Linked DNA regions of Homo sapiens: region 1 is linked to region 2. A link is a contact called in ENCODE Hi-C or POLR2A ChIA-PET data. All regions are on one chromosome and are shown on one strand. The core of a region is the stretch at or near the end of the contact, and the rest is flanking DNA. Distances in the headings are between cores, read along the strand shown.

What was found. Hi-C counts contacts between places; a loop is a spot of excess contacts on that map. ChIA-PET counts read pairs that join two places held with the same protein, here RNA polymerase II (POLR2A). Pooled maps may share reads with other maps.
Region 1: a map with no recorded cell type shows a loop between it and region 2 (6-fold over the local background). The contact joins the promoter of RALA here to the enhancer-like site in region 2. A Hi-C loop is called at or near these places in 1 of 168 maps with a recorded cell type or tissue (CD8-positive, alpha-beta T cell), 1 of 37 single-sample maps with no recorded cell type and 2 of 50 pooled maps. POLR2A ChIA-PET finds 5 or more read pairs at or near these places in 1 of 52 experiments (OCI-LY7).

What each region holds. Positions count from the first base shown.
Region 1 is chr7:39,621,589-39,626,874 of GRCh38, reverse strand. RALA (RAS like proto-oncogene A) reads right to left here and starts at 3,303. Exons shown (of 5, transcript NM_005402.4): 1 at 3,050-3,303. It overlaps LOC107986785 (a long non-coding RNA gene), which reads left to right and starts at 3,398. Exons shown (of 2, transcript XR_001745175.2): 1 at 3,398-4,442; 2 at 5,261-5,286. RefSeq lists silencers at 2,100-2,149, 2,744-3,253 and an enhancer at 2,580-3,427.
Region 2 is chr7:38,341,304-38,346,226 of GRCh38, reverse strand. It overlaps TRG-AS1 (T cell receptor gamma locus antisense RNA 1), which reads right to left and starts at 4,806. Exons shown (of 4, transcript NR_040085.2): 1 at 4,428-4,806; 2 at 100-206. It also overlaps TRG and the pseudogene TRGV5P. Within about 2 kb of position 1,251, at least 3 of the 41 ENCODE cell types and tissues checked have a DNase peak (open chromatin) inside an H3K27ac peak, as active enhancers do; they include CD8-positive, alpha-beta T cell and OCI-LY7, where a contact is called at or near this core.

The DNA.
Region 1 (5,286 bases), core at 2,054-4,553, 1.3 Mb before region 2:
GCACATCTCTGCTTCTTTTACCATTCTTTCTACTGTCCCCCATAGCTTCTCCCCCATTTCCATTAGTGAAAGAACGAACTAAAAAAAATGTGATTTCAAGGAAAGGTCACTACAAATAGATTTATGGTATTCCTCTCAAATAGGGACGATTCTGTTACTTTAAAAAGCACTAATCAAACACCAGAATTGAGTCCAAATACTTTACCGGGACACCCACGGGAAAAATGCCCAACCATTTTTCCATCATGGCACACATGGACGGTGATAACACTGTATTTGTAGGCACGCTGAAGATAAAAGAGAAGAATGGCTGCTGCTTGAGGCCACCTGGCCAGGACTGCTGGCAACCCCAGGCCACACTTGATGTCCAAGAGAGAGGAATCAGTATCTTCACCTTCCTGAAGCTCCAGTTCCAGCTCAGTCAGAACTGCCTTTTCCACAGCCATTTAGGATTAACTGCAATAATACTCAGTGCTCTCAGCAATTGTTACTTTCAAATCTAGGCTCTACTAAACACAAGCTAGGTGCCTAGCCTCTGGCAAATAACTTCAATTTACCTTAATAAAGTATGGGAAAACTACCTGTCTTGCAGAAGTGTTGTGGAGATTAGAAATAATTTAAGTAAAGCTCTTATCACAGTGCTCGGCAGGCAATCAACACATGAGAACTCTTATTACCAAGAGGGTTGCTGAATTAAAGAAGGAAAATCTAACCTCTGTATAGTGGTAATGTCACTGAGGTAAGAAATTGCTGGCTTCCCTCTCCTTAGTGTCTAAGAGTTAAAATATTTTATAAAACAATGAAAATCATAAACTGTCTCCTTCAAAATCATAGTCTTTTTCCTCATTAACATTCACAGCCTCTTATTCCAGTATTTTAAAAGTAATTGTCCTTGCCACTCATCTACTAAAGAATACAAATGCATATTACACTGATATGCATATCTACAAGAATTGACACTGGTACATGTATTTATGTTCTGTAGAAGCTAAGCTTGGAAAAACAGTGCAGGACCACCACCACATACTTGGAGAGGAGAGAAAACGTCAGCACTTTCTTCTTATTTGAACCTCCCTAATGTGAAAATAATCCAACCATCTACAGACAAAAATATTCCCTCACAAATGGTAGACAAGATTCTTTTCTATAATTAGCCCTTTCTTCCTTTGGAAAGCCCTGTGAAGAAAGTGTTGTAATGAAGTACTGCTTCAAAATAAATGATCCATATTATTGCACACTCAGCAAACACACTAGAGAACAGCATCTGGATCTTGGAAAATAAATGTAAAAGAGGCTATTGGTAAATCATGCCAAGGTCACATCAGGATTTCAGAGGATTGCGTGTATTCATGGGAAGAATGAACCACTATAAGCATTCTGGGAAGCACCACGTTATCCAAACAATGGTAACTCCTAATTTCCTCTTTTTCATTAAGATAGGGTACAGTTATCAACCCCAAACATAAACTTGATGTGTATCACCAGGCAGTCTCTTCCTACTAACTCTGAATATGCTCAAGTAGTAAGCATTTAACACTAGAATACAAGTTATAATGCCCAGCACAATTTTAATATAATTTTAACCTTTCAGAGGAGGATAGTTTTGGAAGGCAAAGAACTCTGACTGCTGAAGAATGAAACACGAAGTAAAGTCTGTAAGTGGCAAGAACCTAAAACAAAACAAACAGCCTAGCCCAACAAAAATAAGCAACTCCTGGATGGTGACTGTGAGATAACCTATACACTCATTCATTCAGTGCAGAAATGTGTGAACAGCTTCTATGTTCAAGGCATACTGCATAGAAACAGTCATAAGTAGGACATGGCTCCTGCCCTAAAGAAATCCAAGGTCAAAAAACGGTGTTGTCAGATAATACTTCACAATAATAGTGTATTATTTTAATACAGGAGTCGGTTTAGAATAATATTGTATTACCAGAGACAGAAAAACATGAGCTAATAAGACACACTGAAATACATTAATAAACATACTGTAAGAGTTTACCAATGAAATCTGTTATCCAATTTCTGGAATATGATTAAAGTTGCAATTTACTTTCTGGAAAAGAATTAACTTATGATACATGTTTTATAAAGGTTGTTCCCCCCCCACACCACACAATTTGTAAATTAGGTGCTTTTCAGCTTGACACGTAGGGCGTGGCACGGGACTTCTCACACTACCTCAGCCACACTTGGATGAGCTCTTACAAGTCTGGACATTCAGGTTTCCGAGCACAGGCCAGTTAACTCCCTAATTCTCCCTAAATCCTGAAACAACACTGCCACCCCTGTGTGCCGTCACCCCCGTCTACTTAAACACATATATCCAGGCTAAAGCATGCCAATCACATCTTCCACTTCTGGAAATCTTTCAGAAACGAACCACAGAGGAAACACCTCTCTCCCAAAATGTATTCTCTTCCTCATATTAGAAGCTAGATTACCTGAAAATGGGCTAAAGCTGTGCAAGCGCCCAAGGCCAGGTATTCAGTTCAGTGCGGAGAGTCTAATGACTTTAAGTCTGAAAAACCATTCCTTTAACTGGCAAAAAAAAAAAAAAACACAAACAAACAAAACAAACAAACAAAAAACCCTGGCGGAGATGCTTAAAAAGCAGCGGCTCTAGCACAGGCAAGGAGTGGAAAGAAAGGGAAGGAGGGGAGAGGGGTGGAGTGAGGCGCGGGGACTGCGGCGGCAGCGGGTTGCCCCAGGTCGCGGGCACCGCCCGGGCGGGAACTTGGGCGCCGTGGACGAAAGGTGCGGGGTGACCTTCGGACGAGGCCAACTGAGACCGGCTGCCGGGCGCAGGGGACCTCTCCGCAGCCGCTCACTCTCGGGGGCTCACTCGCCCCACAGCGGCGAACGCGGTGCCCCGGATTCCAGCCGGGCTCATCTCGCAGCTCGTCCCCGGGCAGAACGTGGGATGTGCAATCTCGGCAGCCCGAACCCGCGTCAGGGCCTCGGCCCGCCGCCGCCCGGACACACCCCCGCCGCCGCCCGGGTGGCCCCAGTCCCTCCCCGGGCGGCCCGAGCGGGCATCGCTCACCTGCACCGCGAGCCAGTCCGCCGCCCCGAGGGCTCCGGAAGCCGCGGCTGCGTGGCTCCGGCCGGAGGGTACTCGGTCCTTGTCGCCTGGAAGGCCCCGCGCCGGGAGCGGTCGAAGGAGGAGTCTGACGGGTGGCGGGGGAGCCTGGGCGGCTGGAGGAGGAGGAGGAGGAGGAGGAGAAGGAGGAGGAGGACTCCGACGCTTTGCTCTGGGGAGATCCACCCTCCTCCTGGCGGCTCTGCAGCAGCCGCCACAGATCACTTCCGGGGCGCTGGGGAGCGGGGCGGGGCAGCTGGGGAGCGACTTCCTGTCCGTGGGCTGAGAGGAGGGTGATCATGGGCCTGGGCCGCAGAACAGTGGCTCGGAGGGCGCAGGCTGCCCGGCCTCCGCCCCCTGCAAGCTGAGGGCTGTCCGCGCTGTCTTTCCGACGGCCCCACCCCCGGCTCTCTGAGCTCCGCGAGGTGAAGTCATCTCCCGGGGGCTCGGGAGTGGCCGCGGGCCTCGCGGAGGTTCCCGGATCTCGGCGTCGTTGCCGCGGTGTCCTTGTCTTTCTTTTGGGGACCAGGAGGGGGTTCTTGGGGGAAGGAGGGGAGAGCGGAGGCCGCCATCTTGCTTCTAGAGGGTCAGCTCATGTTCCCTGGGCGTCTCAGGGTTGAGGCCGCTCGTGTGGCGTGGCCGGGGGTATTCAGAGCGGAGCTGGCGACGTGGCTTGTCACGGGCCAAATCCCAGGAGGCGGGTCAGCCGCCTACCCTGGCTGGAGGGTCTCGTGGCTGCCCTGGGCCTCATCTAACTGCTGATCCCCTGGAGAATTCGCTTTCTCGGACGGTCTGCGAGTTCTTTCTGAGGGGTGTCGGACCCCCCTGCGACTCTGCAGGTGTCGGTGTGGCACTGAGATCATCTTGCGGCCCCATGGCACTGTGATTTGGTAGCTTGTGAGAAGTAGTTTCACTAAATCCGTAAATTTAAGTTAGCAGCTACAGATTCTTATGTCTTGACATTTATTCGCTTATCTCTCTTTGCTCCCCACAAATTGAGTACCAACTATATTCCTGGTATGAGCCATTCAAGGAATGTCCAGTCTAGTGGGCAGACATACATGAAAGCAAATCATTGCTATTGGAAGTATGGTTTATCAAGATGTACAGCGTGAAGAATGGATAGCTTTACTAACGTAGGTTAGAGTTTTAAAGATAAATAGGCATTTTCTACTACAAAAATAGGGGTGGGATGGCAAATCCGGATCCGAACAGAAAGGAGATGCAGCACGGGGACAAATAATTTGTTGAGAAGAATGAGTAATAATTACAGGTCTTGAAGTTCAAACTTAGGTTGCTGAAGAAGATGAGGCTGGAGAAGAAAACAGGAGCCAAATCACGAATCGTCTATGCCTTGGTGAGGCAATGAGTGGACAGATTACAATTTAAGCTATTCTTCTGTTGGTAGAGAACAGATAACTTGGGGGGGTGGAGGTGGGGGGGCAGAGAAGGATAAGCAGAGAGCCCACAAGGGGGCCATTGCAGAAGCCAGTAAGAGAAAACTTAAGGACCCTGTGTGAATGGTAGTGAGCATCCAAAGGAGATGGATTCCTAAAATATTCAAGAGGCCATATCAACTGGTAATTGGTTGCTAGGGGCAGCTGCCAGATAGGAGAATGGAAGAGGCAATGATGATGCCTTGTTTTGCTTTGAGGGAGGGGCAGGATAAGGGTGTATTTTACTAAATAAGATAAGGAAGAGTTAGGATGAGTCCTGGGAGGGGACATTTTTGCAGAAAAAAAATGAGTTCAGTTTTGGAGTTGATGAGTGAAGTAAGAGTGGTGCTGTCTAATGGTGGTTGCTATATGGGTCTAGAGCTCTAGGGAGGAGCTGGGCTGAAGTTGGAAACACCACAGGTTTAGATGACCATAACCAAGCTGACTGCAGTCTTACGTCATTGAGCACAGTTTCAAAACCACTTCTCCTTTCTCCCTGCCTTTACTTGGGAAAATTACTGAAATACTGCATTAAAAAACCCAATATGGTGATATGTGTCCATCCATAGACCAATATTCTAATGTTTAATGGTCTTCTAAGGACCCTAAAGGTCAGGTTTAGCAGAAACTGGATGTAACAGTGGTAACTATTAATAGTATAGCATCATTAACTCATAAAATGAAATATTATCTATGTTTATATTTTAATATTTTAATTTTTTTCTTTTTTATTCTGTAGGAATTGCTCCATTCCAATAAAAATAT
Region 2 (4,923 bases), core at 2-2,501:
TCACATTCCTACTTAATGAACAAAAATCCTCTAATAAGGAGGTCACACACACAGGATTACAGGCACAACTCACCCCCCCCAACACACACACACATTTACCTTAGAGCAGAGTCCAAGACACACCAACACACATGATCCTCAGTCCTTTTAATTTAAAGCACGTTCAACCCTTCTCAGAGTGGCCTTGAGTGGTTGCCTCCATGTGTCTGCAGATGCGAAAAGGAACTTGGTTCAGGGCCCTAATCAGAGGCTTCCTGTCAGGACAAGGTCCTGGCATCAGCATTAGCTGCTGCAACTCTGAAGGGCAGGGTAGGAGCCTGTTGTGGGACTGCCCCCTCCAAGGTCTGAGCCTGTTAATTCCAGGGTCAGCTTCCCCTAAATCTGCAGTCCCTCTGCTGGAGGCCTGAACTCTCAATGCCCCTGCCTCCCTTCTGCCCTGGGCCTGCTCTCAGCTGCCACAAGAGGGCGCCGAAGAAAGGGCCTGAGGAGACACAGGAGCTCCTCTGCAGGTCCTCCCAGGAACCACCCCTTCTGGGAGGAAGGCTTGGGAGTCCCCTAAGACACATCCTCAGTCACTTCTCTCTGCCTGTGTCTCAGGAATACCAGCTCCTCCTACTGTCTTCTGTGCTAGGGATCACTTCCTTGTTGAGTGGGACCTGAGTTTTGAGAGGATCTTCTACTCCTTTTCATCTGGTCCCTTTCCTTCCAAGGCCCCAGAAAGGAAGGCATGCGGTGAGCCCTAGCGGTGCTTCTAGCTTTCCTGTATCCTGGTGAGTGTGCTGCCTACAGAGAGGCTCACAGGTTGGGTTTTGTTTTGTTTTCTTCTTTTGAAAGGGGTGCCATACAAAGGAATACCTCATTATATTTTATGTTTTTCCCATTGCAGCCAGTCAGAAATCTTCCAACTTGGAAGGGAGAATGAAGTCAGTCACCAGGCCGACTGGGTCATCTGCTGAAATCACTTGTGACCTTACTGTAATAAATGCCGTCTACATCCACTGGTACCTACAGCAGGAGGGGAAGACCCCACAGCATCTTCTGCACTATGATGTCTCCAACTCAAGGGATGTGTTGGAATCAGGTCTCAGTCTTGGAAAGTATTATACTCATACACCGAGGAGGTGGAGCTGGAATTTGAGACTGCAAAATCTAATTGAAAATGATTCTGGGGTCTATTACTGTGCCACCTGGGGCAGGCACAGTGATTCAGATCTGCCCTACACCACACTGAACATCTGCCTTGTGGCTGCCTCTGGTACACAAGATAGAGCCGCCCCCTCTCATTTCCTGCCACCAAATTTACTGTATTCTGAACAAGAGAAAGACAGCTTAACTCCTGATCTCCCTCCTAATATCACACTGTCCTGGCAGCAGCTGCACCCTGTTCCCTACCCCTCCCCCACAACTTTCCTGAAGATCAAGCTGCCATCTCCGGGCCTCAGTTAAGCAGCCTGGCTGAGAGTAAGGTTCTCTCAGCTCTCCTAGGACATGGGGGAGGCCCACTCACTCTGCTTCCTATGACAGACAGGTACAACTAGGGTCCAGCTGCGAATCTAGATATTTTGGACAGCAAATAGGAAGGTTATTTATACTGAATCATTTATCCAGTCATGGTCCAGAGATCACAGCTGAGAGTGGTGCTTATTCCTTATGTCTATAACAATATAAGCAATAGTATAATGACCACTAAAACACTAGGCCTAGGTATGCAGTTGAACATTCTCTCCCTCTGCCCTCCCTTTTATTCTCTCTCTCTTTTTTCTTACTTCTTTGCTTGTTTTTATTTTTCTCTCCCTCCCTAACTCCCTCCCTCCATCCATCCTTTCCTCCCTTCCTCCCTTGTTTCCTTCCATCCATTCTCCTTCCTTGTTTTCCTCCTTCCTTCCTTGTTTTTCTCTCTCTTTCTTTCCTTTTTGGGTACATAATGAGAATACTTTTTCCACAAAATCATTTGAAATAATTTTTCTCTATTTGTTCATGCCAACATTTATACAGCTAGTTTAACTGTTCAGTTTTCATTTTTACATTTTGGAAATTTGTTGTATTACTTTGTTTTGTTTCAAATCTGTTTTGTATATATAAAATATTTACATGGAACTGAAGTCAAAATCATAAAAGGTGATGCATTTGAAGATTTTAGCTTCCATTGTAGATTTCTTGTTCCTCTTTTCTCCCTGACACTACAGGTAACAATATTTTTGTCAGTTCACTTGAGCTGTTTCACTCTGTTTGTCATAGCAGAGTATGTATTGTTTCTATTTCAATGCCATATTTATATTTTCATTCTGATATTTGGTTTTTATACATTTTAATAAATCTTATATTTTCCTGTGTCTGGATTGTGTGTCTTACTTCTAAAGGTGCACATACTTCATAAGTATGCATAAAGACGTCCATATCATTTATTTGAATGTTTTTATGTGTTGATTATTTAATGATGGCATCATTGATCCATCAGGAATTTTTATACAATAATTACTGTATTAATAACAATAATACTGGCCACGCCCGGTGGCTCATGCATGTAATCCCAGCATTTGGCCAGTCCAGTCATTAGGATCACTTAGGCCGGGAGATTTGGACCCGCTCAGCCAACATGGTGAAACCCTGTCTCTACTAAATATACAAAAAATTAGCCGGCTGTTGTGGCGCACACATGTAATCCCAGCTACTTTGGATGCTGAGGCAGGAGAATTTCTAGAGCCAGGAAGGTGAAGGTTTCAGTGAGCTAATATCACACTACTACAGTCCAGTTTGGGCAATAGAGTGAGACTCTGTCTCAAAAAAATGAATAATGATAATAATAATATTGATGGTACATATGGGTGCTGACATTCTGGTAGTTAATGTACTAAGCACATTGCATGCACATTTTATTTAATCTACACAGAAACTTCATTAAGGGTTTAAAGTACCGTTGAATGTAACATAAGAAATTGGGGGGTTAATTAACATTCCCTAAGTCATATACTTTAATTTAATAATGATGGCAATCCAAGCTCTGTGGTTCTGAAAATGAGATTTGTTAATTTGATTTGCATTCCCCCATCTTTAGGAGTACTAGCAATATTTGACAACGTTATAGGTCATTTATAGTTCTTCTTTTGAGAATCGCCTTGTGATACTCTTTGCCTATTCTCCTTTTGGAGGATTAATTTTTTCTTATTGGTTCGTAAGAATTAATATATACTATTTTAGAGATACTGACCCTTTATCCAATGTGTTGAAGATATTACTCCTCATGTGTTATTATTTACATTTGGCACCTATGGTGAATTGAACTTTGAAAAATAAAATAATATCTGTCCATTTTTCTAGGGTGTCTAGTTTGATGCCAGGCTTAGAAAGGCCAATCTCACCTAGAACTTCTATGCAATTCATCATCGTTTAAGTCTAATGATTTTCATTTTATTACAACTAAATCACTATTTGTAACTAGTAAGGTAGAAATGCAACAATATTTGTTTCCATACAGTAAGTCAATACCAAAAAGAGAACTTATTAAATAATTGACTATTTCCTTGTGAATATTAATATATCACTTTATCACATGATAAAATATTACATACATGCAGCTCTCTTACTGCATTTTCCACTGTGTTCCATGAATCTTCTCATTCTAGTGCCAGTATTGCCCTCTCTTCAGCACTGTAGCTTTATAGTTCTTTTCACATTCTGATGAAGTTTCTCTCATTTTTTTGTTTTAAGAATTTTCTGTGCATTCTAGTGTGATCTCAATCCTCTCCCTTCCCAGTTTTAAACCGTGAGACTTCTGTCCAGCAAGACTTTTTCACGCTCCAAGGCAGGCAAGCTTCCCTCCTTCACAGGGACCCGAGAACTCAGCTTTCAGAGCTGTTCCTGCGGAAGCCTCATGTCCTCCACGTGTGCTCCAGAGGCAGAGGGAGACCAACTGGAGCCCCTTCCCTTTCTCATTCCCAGCTGTGATGACAGCAGAAACTGCAAAATTTGAGCTAGGACAACACAACAACCAAGAGAGACATTGTTCTACATCTCATTATGCATATTTCAAACATGTGTCTCTATATACTTCTTACAGAGGTGGTGGTAATCTGTGCATGCCCTACTGAATTTTCACAATTATATTACTGTACTTGTTTTGTCCCCTTATTTCCATCTGTGAATCCAGGTGCACTGCAGATATTAGTCTGCTTTCTGAGGGTAGGGATGACAAATAAAATATACAATACCCAGGGAATTTGGAAGTTCAGATATATAACAAGTTTTTAGTTCAAGTATGTTCCAAATATTTCATGACATGGCACCCAGTACTACTTTAAAAACAAACAAGCAAACAAACAAACTTACACTCCTACTTTAATGAACAAAAATTGTCTAATAAAGAGATCACACCCACAGGATTACAGGCACCCCCCCCCCCGCCCCCCGCCACACACACACACATTTACCTTAGAGCAGAGTCCAAGGCCCACCAACACACATGATCCTCAGTCCTTTTAATAAAGAACATTCAACCCTCCTCAGAGTGGCCTTGGGCAGTTGCCTCCAAGTGTCCTTGCAGATGTGAAAAGGAAGTTGGTTCACAGCCCTAATCAGAGGCTTCCTGGCAGGACAAGGTCCTGGCATCAGCATTAGCTGCTGCAACTCTGAAGGGCAGGGTGTGAGCCTGCTGTGGGACTGCCCCCTCCTAGGGCTGGGCCTGCTGACTCCAGGGGTCAGCTTTCCCCATATCTGCACTCCCTCTGCTGGAGGCCTGAACTCTCCATGCCCCTGGCTCTCTTCTGCAGAGGGCCTGCTCTCAGCTGCCACAGAGGGTGCTGCAGAACTGGCCTGAGCAGAGAGGCAGGAGCTCCTCTGCAGGTCCTCCCAGGCACCACCCTTCTGGAAGGAAGGCGTGGGAGTCCCCTAAGACACATCCTCAGTCACTTCTCCCTGCTTGTGACT